Linked DNA regions of Mus musculus: region 1 is linked to region 2. The links are chromatin loops, found by intact Hi-C in ENCODE. Cell type or tissue: left cerebral cortex. All regions are shown on one strand. Each heading gives the region's core, and the rest is flanking DNA. Links, peaks and the distances in the headings are about the cores only.

Region 1 (5,370 bases), core at 186-5,185, 320 kb before region 2:
TTGTGGACTTCTCTGGATTCCTCTGTTCCTCTTACCGATGTTGCTAGGTTTAATAAATCTCCCTTTTCTGCTTTCTGTTTTCAGTTCGACTTTTAATTTTAATTTTAATTTAATTTAATTTAATTTAATTTAATTTGGCTTTTCGAGTCAGGGTTTCTCTGTGTAGCCCTGGCTGTCCTGGAACTCGCTGTGTAGACCAGGCTGGACTCGAACTCAGAAATCTGCCTGAACATTGAGTCTTTCTGTGTCTGTGCACCGTGCATACACAGTGCCTGCAAAGGCCAGAAGAGGGTGTCAGATTCTCTGGAACTGTAGTTTGGAGTCAGTTGTGGGCTGCTGGGTCTTCAGGAACAGCAGCCAGTGCTCTTAACTGCTGAGCCATCCCTCCCGTGCCCAAGTTGCAATTTTAATTAACATATTGAAGAAGGTGGCCAGACCTGACTTGGACTCAGATTGTGAGCCCCAAGGTTGATTACACTAGACCTAATCAGGAAGGGCCGATAAGCTCTCTGGCCTCACCTCATAACCTGTTTCGCTAGGCCTTTTCCCTTCCTGCTCTTTAAGTAGCACATGGCAGGTACCCTCTTCAGTCTTCCTATTCTCTCAGTGTTATTCAAGGGCCAGACACCAGGGACCACCATAAAAGGGTGAAGCTTCAGTGTCTTGCACGGAATCACCAATTGCTGATACATATCTTATGCAAGGAAGGGACTTACAAAACACATTCATGACCTTGGCAACCTGAATCTGGACCATGACCCTCGTCACCCAGTCCTGGGGCACCTGCTCAATAAACTATCCCTGTCTGACTGAGATTGGTGTTTGTGTGGCTTGTGAGGCGATTTCTGGCCCCCAACACATATGATCTTATACTATGACACATACCTGAGGAAATATGAAAGGGGAAATGATGTATTTAAGTTCCTGGTTTTGCCAGTTTTAATCCAAAATCGACTGGGTCCATTGCTTCCGGTCACAGCCAAAATGGAATATCTTAATATCAGAAGTATATGGTAAGAGCTTGAAGTGGAAACTTCAATTTTCTTTGGAAAGTCAGCTGGAGATTGAAATCGCTGCAGAGAACCATTTCTAAACAGGTCCACTTCCCCCGTATCCTAGTAACCTTCCTTTTCCACTGCCTCAGGTGGGTGGTGGGCTAGAGGGGACGCTGAAGCATTTAAGAACCATCATGAAAAGTAGGTTTTGAAAAAAATCAAAGCAACAAGGGCTCCTTCCAATCTGTTCGCCCGTTCACAAGTGTCTGACTAGGGCTACCAAGGGCTCCTTAGTGAGAGCCGTCCACAGTCATCTCCCCTTGTCTCAGACCTCCAGCACTTATTGATGGGAGGAGCATCTCATACTGATGGGAGTATCCCAAACTGATGGCAGCATACCATACTGATGGGAGGAGCATCCCATATGGATGGGAGCATCCCATACTGATGGCAGCATGCCATACTGATGGGAGGAGCATCTCATACTGATGGGAGCATCCCATACTGATGGGAGTATCCCATACTGATGGGAGCATCCCATGGGGATTCAGATGCTAACTGTGACACTTAAGCAGGTGTGAACTTTGCAATCCCTGCACACATCAGCCAGCCTGAGCTCCTCCACCCCACTCCCTAATAAATCTGTGGCTCTCCATTGCTTTTGGAATAAAAACTAACTTTCCTATAGAAAAAGCAAACCATTTGCCTTTATTCTTAGGCCAAAATCTATATAGATTTTTCAAGGGGTGTAAGGCTTTCTACTCAACAGTAAGTAATTAGTTCTGTAGGTGTCTGTGTCTTTCTTCTTCTTCTTCCTTCCTCTTCCTCCTCCTCCTCCTCCTTCTTCTTTTCTTCTTTTCCTTCCCCTCCTCCTTCTCCTTCTCCTCCTCCTCTTCCTCCTTCCCCTCTCCCACTCTTCCTCCTCCTCCTCCTCCTCCTCCTCCGAGTGTGGGTGGGGAGGGGAGGAGTCAACAGTGACCTATGTAACTGAGGATGGTTTTGAACTCTGATCCTCCTACCTCCACATCCCAAGTGCTGCGATTAAAAGCCGGCATCACCACACACACCCATGTTATGTTTGGCTGGGGATTGACTCCAGGGCTTAGTGTGATCAAGCAAACTCTTTACCAACCGAGCCAAGTTCCCTATCTCCCCACCCACTGTCCTCTTACCTCTTTGTAATAAAGTAATTTGGAAACAGGAGTCTTATCAGAGAAGGCCAAGGATAAACTGCAGCACGAGGGTCCATGATACAAGACAGGGTTTCAGGGCATGTGCATGCCACTTCTTTTCTTTCTTCCTTCCTTCCTTTTTTTTTTTTTGGTCTCCGGGAGCAGAGAAGTAGGCTCCCAGGGACCCAGTGAGTAGCTGTCTGAATGTAGTCCTACCATCCTCCCTTCCCCTTCGACAAGGAACAAGGGGACACATGACCCAGATGATGACCCTCCCTGACATCCCATTAACAAAACTCCATCTTGCCGGGCGGTGGTGACACGCTCCTTTAATCCCACCAGAGGTAGGAGGGATCTATGAGTTAGATACCAGCCCACTCTACAGAGCAGAGCGAGTTCCAGGACAGCCAGAGGTACACACAGGAACCCTGTCTTGAAAAACTAAACCAATCAAACAAAAAACAACACCAAAAACCAAAACTCCATCCCAGGGTCAGCCTAGATTCAATTGAGGAAACCCCATCTCTATGGTAGTTGTTGCTCAATTCCCCAGAGAAGAGAGCAGCTGGTCGTCCTGACACGCCCCCTACTGGTCACTAACCTGCTCAGCACCAGGATAGGCCTTTCAGCAGCCCCAGAAGCCTCAGGCTGCCTGGTGGTCATTGTCACAGACTGAGCTCTTTGTCCTCGGTTCAGGGTTGAAGCCTGACCCCCAGGCCATGGCTTTAGGCTTTGGGGAGTAGTTGGGAATAGATGAAGGTGGAGTCCCAACAAGGGGGCATCACTGAAAAGAGGAAAAGACACCAGAGTAGTGCCCTATTTCTTCCCAATGTGAGGACATTGTATATAGTCAGCTGCCTGCCCCTGAGAGAGAGAGAGAGAGAGAGAGAGAGAGAGAGAGAGAGACCCCTTCACCAGAACCAGCCATGCTGGTTCCCCCACGGGACTTCCAGCTTCAAGAACCAGGTAAGATGGCCATGTATGGTGGTATACATCTTTAATCCCAGTACTCAGGAGGCATAGGCAGACAGATCTCTATGAGTTCGAGGCTATCCTAGATAACACAGTGAGACTTCCTCCCACCCCCCACCCCCAAAAAAACGGAGGTCAGAGTTAAACTTACAGCAGTTGTTTTCTTCCACCACGTGAGTCCTGGGGACGGAGTTCTGGTAGCCCGGCTTGGCAGAGAGTGGTTTTAGCAGCTGTGTCATCTCAACCCTTTCATAGCTGTGCTTTGCTGTTCCCCCCTCCCCCGGCACCACCCACTCACATGGCACCGTTACAAGGTCTTCCCTGGGAAGAGAAGTAAACTGAACAGCTTGTGTCTTAATCTCCAGATAGGCTCTCAGGTCGGGGGAACAGCTGCTCAAATCAGCCATTGAGGAATCTAGCCGCATCCCTGAGTGCCCCAAGAGAACAGGATTGGCTACGTAAATAAATAATGATCAACTCAGACCCTGGGACACTTGGCAGCCATCAACATTTCCTTTTCAAAGCATCATGGGAGACTGGAAGACTTGAGAGTAGTATATATAACGCTGCAGAAACAGAGGGCGAAATGACCTTATTTAGAAGGAAGCTGAGTCTTACTTTCCTGCACGTGGCCTCAAGACAGAGAGGGCACACAGGGACACATCCTGGGGACCTGAGAGTCCCTTAAGAGGTTTTTATTATCGAACCAAGGCCTCACTTCACAAAGATGAGAAGCTGGAATGCCCCTGAGTGCCCCAGCTCTGGTGAGAGGGGAGTCTTTCCTAGCTGTGAGGATGATGCAGACCGGCAAGCTGGTGGTATAGCCACTCACTGCCTGGGGCCTCTCAAAAAGATGGAGGACCAGAGGCTATGCCTGAGACTCAGGAAATGAGGAAGCCATGGGACTCTTTTTTGGTTGTGAGCCTAGCTGTTCATCGCTGAGCCATCTCCACAGCCCACCCTGGGACTCTTTTAAGCACAAATCCTGGCTTGTGGGGACTTGAAGTCAGATTTAATCTCCAGTAAAATATATGGGAGTCATTGTCTGTCCCGAGCTGCTGCATCAGGATCCCCACCCTCCCAACTGGCAGAAGCATGCTAGGGACCTGGGTAGGAAAAGGAGCTCCCAATGAGGCCAGATCAAAATACGGCAACGAACGGGAGGAGATGCTATTCGGCTGTGCTAGCTTTGAAATGACTCGTTTTAAAGGCAGGGTGGCACAGGCCTGAGGCAGAGGCTTGCACACCTCTGAGTTCGAGGCCAACCTGGTCCACAAAGTGAGTTTCAGGACAGCCAGGGCTACACAGAGAAACCTTGTCTTGAAAATAAGTAGGGCTGGCGAGATGGCTCAGTGGGTAAGAGCACCCAACTGCTCTTCCGAAGGTCCAGAGTTCAAATCCCAGCAACCACATGGTGGCTCACAACCATCCGTAACGAGATCTGACTCCCTCTTCTGGGGTGTCTGAGGACAGCTACAGTGTACTTACATATAATCAATAAATGAATCTTAAAAAAAAAAAAAAAGAAAAGAAGTAAAAAACCAAAAAACAAACAACCAAACCTTCCTCTCACTGCACAGTGGAATCTGGTCTCTGTCTCTGTCTCTGTCTCTCTCTCTCTCTCTCTCTCTCTCTCTCTCTCTCTCTCTCTCTCTCTCTCGTGTTCTTGTTCTTCTGAGAGAATCCTGGCTGGCCTTGAAATCCCAGTACTTCTCATCTTCTATAAATGCTGGATTGCAGGCAGGCGGGCAGCCCCCCCACCAGCGGAGCACTTCCTACCTCATAGATGGGAAGCTCCCCAACTGTGAAACACTAATTACAGCCAGTTAGGTTTTAAACAAAACAGAGAGAGGGTTTTTTTTTTTGTTTGTTTCCCCATCCCCCGCCCCCGCACCCCCCCTCCCCCCCTGAGACAGGGTCTCTCTGTGTAGCCCTGGCTGTCCTGGAACTCACTCTGTAGACCAGGCTGGCCTCAAACTCAGAAATCCTCCTGCCTCTGCCTCCCGAGTGCTGGGATTAAAGGCGTGCGCCACCACGCTCAGTGTGTTAATCCTTATGTTGACAGAAGATGTGCTTCTGAGCATGCCTGCGACAGATTATCTTGATGACATTAATTGATGTTGGAAGACTCATCTTTCTTTTAAAATTTTAAGTGTGTGTGTGTATGTGTGTGTTGCACCCATGTGCCATAGTACATGGTGGTGGTGGGGTATCAGAGGACAACTTTCTTT
Region 2 (5,370 bases), core at 207-5,206:
CTCTGGACAGGAGTTTTGTCTGAGCAGATCCAGGGGCAGAAAGTCTCAGTTGGGATGGTAGGAGAACCCATTTGGGGCATCCAGCTTGCTCAGTGCTGCTCCCTGAGGAGTGTGATCAAGCCTGAGGAGAACAGAGCAGAGCGCTGCCGCAGAGCTGGGCCCTAGGCGCAGCTGCGGTGGCCCAGCTAATGATTCAAAGTGAGAGGGAGAGAGTGCACCATTTACCTGCTAACAAGGTGCTTGCTTGCCTGTTTATCAGCCTAGAAGCAGAAAGAGGCATTGTGCTGGTAGGGACAGGTCTGACGGGCAGCCTGCCAGCTTGAGAGAGTGGTTCATTAGTTTGATGGTAATGTAGATGAACGGTTTCATTATTATTATTATTATCAATTACATTTGTATTTGTTTTGTGTGCATGTGGAACTTGGGGGACAATCCATACCACTTGGTTCTCCCCTTTTATCGAACTAGTCTGAGGCTCAGACTCAGGGCGGCAGGCCTGAGCAGGGTTGGCAGCAGGCACCTTTGTTCTCTGAGCTAGCAAATACACTGGTGCTATTTTTCAGGGGACAGTTCTAGAGCCGTTCCCCAAATCCCGTTGGGTCCAGATCTGTCATGTAGCTATCGTTTTTCTAAAAGCCAGAGACAGAAGGGTGAAGCCAACCTGAGCAGCCTCTGCAACCCCCAGCATCAGATGTGGCACAGAGGTGTGGTCAGGGGATGCCCCTCCGGCTGGGCCTGCGTGCAGGGCTGGGAGGGAGCAAGCAGATGTCAGGTGAGATGGGCGTGGGAGAGCCACAGGAAGCATGCTGGGTTGGGGCAATGGAATGAAATGAACTCAGGCCCTGCTGGGACCTCAACCAGTCCCTCCTGCACACAGTGAGGACTTCTCTGTGCAGAGGGCGAGTCAGGGACTCCTTCTTCACTCGGAGCAGCTCCTTGGCACACTCTGCAGCTCACAGAACAGCCTTGAGTGTCAACAGCAGAGCGAGTCATGGGTGGTCTAGAGACTCCCAAAGACTTGGAGAAGAAGGTCCTCAGGCAGTGGGGAGTCTGCTGTCTTTGTAAATGACATAGAAGCGACTTTGCCTTTTCATTTCTTGGCCTCAGCTCTGACAGGGGACAGTGGCAGACCCCAAACTCGAGATCTAACTGCTTTCCTGTATGACAGCCCCTCAAGGCCTACAGTGCATTAACCTGAGTGGATAGAATGGGGCCATGGTGCTGCCAAGCTCCCATCCCCAGGGGTCTTTAGGATGGCAGGGTGTCCTGCCCTCTCTCTCCTCTCCAGCCAGGGCTGGATCTGTGGCAACACCTCAGCTCTGACGCTGGAGTTCCAAAACAGCCTCAGAAAAATGACCCTGTCTGCCCTCTGGATTAACACCAGCATGGGGTGGACCACAGGAGGCCCTAGCCTTGGTCTGCAGGCCCAGCTCTGAAGATCAACAGCCCTGCACCATGGGAGGGAGTGCAGGCCTTCTCGGGGTTTCTGTCCTGCATTGTACAGCCAACTGCCTCTCCTCTGGGTGAGACAAAGCCACATCGGGCACCTCACAAGATGTATGCACATCCCCATAGCAGCCCGGGGCTCAGGGAGGATGGTCCCCACTTAATCATACTAGCACCTATACCAGCAGACCTTGGGGAACCCTGGGAAAGGTTCTTTATGTGTCTGGGAGTCCTCGTGCACAGGAAGAACAAGATGGGTTCAGAGGAGACGAAATGCATTCATTGGTTATGGAGGCGTTGGAGGAGGGGTTTAGACCACGTCAGTGGCGCTGGGGGACACACAGCAGACAATGTAAGGAAAGCACTGCTAGTCTACGAAACCAACCTCCTTACCACAAGGGTTTGCAAGAACATTTGTGGCCCGGGACTAGGGGACTCGCTACAGGGAGGTGAGGTCAGAGGTCAGCTCAATCCTGAAATATAAAGGTGGCAAACGGGGTCACAACGAGAGGCAATGTCCTCATACAAAGAGTCAGGGGCTCCCATAGCAAGGGCTTCTTCCCGTCTGTGTACACCGACATCCCTCTGCACCCAGAGGTTACACTCAGCATCTTGATAGGGAGACAGGATCTTGCACACAGGGTTGTTGTGATACTGGAGGGATACTGGTGGCCCTGGAAGCAGCCTAGGGAGGTGGGCTGAGCTGTGGGTCAGCTCATGAATCGGTCTAGTCCCCACCAGACCCTCTGAGAAGGGCTTCTCTATAACGCAAGGGCTCTGCTCACACTGCTGGGGGGCGGGGCGGGACAGCAGGTGCACATGGGGTTGGGGGTACAGTGGGTTATGGCCACCTTGGCCATCCTACTGCTTCTGAGCACCCTTCAGCCACCCGTGCAGTCCGGGTAAAACGTTGAGGGGGAAGTCCTGGGGGCTCTGGCGGTTGAGGGGAGATGTCCTGATTCCAGAAGCCATACAGCTTCCTAGAGCTGTGCAGAGCGGCGCAGAGTGGAGCTGTGCAGAGCTGCGCAGACCGGAGCTGCGCAGAGAGCTGAGCAGCGCTGCGCAGAGCGAGCGGAACAGATAGAGAATGACACCGTGGGTGAGGGAGGGTGGGGGCCGGAGGAGGGAGGCTGCCAGATGGATGAGCACCAAGAATCCCGCTCTGTCCTCAAGTGACAAATTGGTTTTGTCAGGGACTCTACGCATAAGTGAGCAGTGAGGCTGCTCCGGGCCCTTTCCTGGCATCTCACTCATTGTTTTCCAAGTTGGGGAGGCTTCGGGCAGAGAGAATACAAGAAATGGACTCTCCTCTCCTCTCGCGCCCTCCCTCCCTCCCTCCGTGCTGCCTGCCTCCCGGGGTAGCTTCTTCTTTTGGTTGAAGCTGGCTGAATATTCCCAGGACGAGAAAGGACGCCCCGCCCCCCACCCCCAGAAAAAAGGGAAGAGGGAGTAGTGGGCGGGGCTGCGGGGCTTGCAGGAGGCCCACCCCTGCTTGACCCTTACATTAGTGCTGCAGAAGCCGACCTACCTGTGTTCCTCCTCCAGTTCTTCTTTGGTCATCATCTTCTTGTACTGGCTTCCCCTCAGCTGCCCAGGGCTGTATTTAAAGGAGAAGGCTGCTCCTGTGGGGACAGTGAATACTGTTTATTGATGACCGGGGGGGGGGGGGGGGGGGGGGGGGGGCAGTCCCTCTCAAGTGCTTAGCAGTACCCCCTTTCCTCTGTGTGTATGTGTGTGTGTGTGTGTGTGTGTGTAGCTGGGGATTGAACTCAGGGCCTTGTACATGGCAGGCAAGCATTCGTCCTAGAACTGCATCCTCAGCTCTCCATTAATTTTCAACAAAGCTCAATCGGTAGATGAAAAAATAAAATAAAATAAAAAAAGCCAGAAGGTAGTGTCACGTGCCTCTGGAGTCCCAGCACTCAGGAGGCAGAGGTAGGTGAGTTTGAGGCCAGCCAGGTTTACCAAGAGAGTTCCGGGACAGCCAGAAATACACAAAGCAACCCTGTCTCAAAACAACAACAACAATAACAACAACAATAACAACAACAAAAATCCAACCCCCCAAAACAACCAAACCAAACCAAACACAAAACAGAAAGAAAGAAAGAAATGGAAAAAGAAAAAGACCTGCTGTCAGAGAGGCCAACAAGCTACAATGTTCTTGTAGTGGCCTGAGTGCATCCTGGAGGCACCCCCACGCAGTGACGTCATGTTCTCACCCCAGCACATCTTATACTTTCTATGAACTCCTGTGGTTTCTTACGCCTTGGTCTTTAATGGGGGGGGTGGGCACAGATGGAACTGAGACAGCCAGAGAGAAACTAATCCCTCTGCCATGCCCTTCCATCTTCCAGATGACATTCCCTCTGCAGGCCAGGTTAAGCCAGCCCAGAGCTGTCTGCCTGTCTGCGTCAACAGTCCAGCTGTTTGCCTGGGAGGGCTTCCTCTGCGCCACTGTGGCCTCCCCCCACCCCAGTGTGTGCTGATCAGAGCAAAAGCGGATACCATTCACATGCTGGGCCCCAGGGACTCAGGGACTCGGACCTTCCTTTTCTTCTCCTAGGCTTGGGACAGACATCGGGGCCGTGGTGGGATGCACAAATGCACAGGCTTGGCGGACTGCCAGCATCTGAGAGTAGCCTCCAGTCCTGCAGACTATTAGAAAGGCAGATCTGCAGGTCTGGCAGGAGGAGGGGGAGCAGAGGAAGGCCAGGGCATGCATGCATGAGACACGGCGTCCCAGCAGAGGGAAGCAGGGAAGCATGGAGAGGCGGGGTGTCCTGATGTAATAATCTGCTTGGAAGCAAAGCCTTCTGTGTCCCTTAATCCAACCTGTATCTGAGACAAGATGGCGGGCAGGCTGGCCAGCTTCTAGCTAATGTCTGTTAAGGTAGACCGGCTGAGGGTGGCTATAGCCGGTGACGCTGGTGTCCCCTCTTCCAGCTGCTATCCTAGAACTTTCTACTGCCTCCCGGAGAGTCTGAGACACCTCCACTGTAGGTCAGGCCCCCGCCACTCGCACACGTCTTCAGATATACAGATGCTGCCAAGAAGGAAGAAAAGCCACTGGGGTTAGGACTCTCACCTCGCCGAAAGGAAGGAGGTTCTGAAGATGAACTCAGAGCCCAAACGTTCCACAGAGCCATGCTGTGCCTCATCAAGCCTCACTTAGGAGGACTGGGGTCCTACCTAGCCAGCTGCCCAGGGCCCGAGGCTTTCCTCCGGAACCAATCTACTTCTTACAAGGACCTGCTTTGCTCCTGAATCGCTCTACATTTAGAGAACACAGTTCTAGGTGCTCTGGTGACCAGACGACAAGTGTGCAGCTAATGAAGACTCGAATCAGCAGCCGTTCCCTGGCAAGGGTGGTGGAGTGGGCGGAGTGGGTAGGGGGCTGAAAGAGCGCCGATGGGGCGGCTGTGGTAGCGTTCGTCCATCTTTAGTCCCAGCACATCGGGGTGGGAAGAGGTAGGTCTCTGTGAGTTCCAGGCCAGTCTGGTCCACATCAAGTTTCAGGCCAACTATACAGAGGGTACAGGGTGGCATGCTGACTATGGGTGAGGGGGACAGAGGCATATTGGTCAATTGGGGTTTGCCTGGCTGTCGGGGCCCTTGCTGCGATGAGGCTGCAGCTCTGAGAGTCTGAAGTTCTTTGCCTTCTCAGAAACCCTCCGCTCTCCTCTGCAGCTCCCCAGCACACTGGTCTGAAGCCTCACCAGGCTAATAAGCATAGCCCAGGACGGCCCACTCCATCTGGTCTAGTTCATAGGAACCAAGAGCTTTTCAAGTCCAGGGTGTGGCCGGAGACTGAGGAACTTCCCCGAGCAACTGCAGTCTGCTGCCCAGGGCTGCAGCTCCTACTGAGAAGGCCTTTGTTTATCCCAGATCCCTGAATATCCTGCATGCCAGGGACAACAACCG

The links. A loop is a pair of places that touch in the nucleus more often than their neighbours do. Peaks named below come from ENCODE experiments on the same cell type or tissue, not always from the same donor. Only the 100,000 strongest peaks of a DNase experiment are listed, where the experiment ranks them.
Region 1: it touches region 2 in a loop (2.4-fold over the local background); 4 of 42 quality-filtered maps call a loop at or near these places.

What each region holds. Positions count from the first base shown.
Region 1 is chr11:116,491,252-116,496,621 of GRCm38, forward strand. It overlaps a transcript of Prpsap1 not described here. Among named protein-coding and RNA genes, the nearest start is that of Prpsap1, 3.6 kb to the left of the region's middle. In left cerebral cortex, for the core only: a CTCF peak has its summit at 2,755 (motif pointing left); DNase peaks (open chromatin) are centred at 2,742 and 3,459; H3K27ac peaks cover 833 bases.
Region 2 is chr11:116,808,949-116,814,318 of GRCm38, forward strand. Mxra7 (matrix-remodelling associated 7) reads right to left here. Exons shown (of 4, transcript NM_026280.3): 3 at 2,975-3,068. Among named protein-coding and RNA genes, the nearest start is that of Mxra7, 16 kb to the right of the region's middle. In left cerebral cortex, for the core only: a CTCF peak has its summit at 2,511; DNase peaks (open chromatin) are centred at 1,955 and 2,554; H3K4me3 peaks cover 983 bases; H3K27ac peaks cover 1,452 bases.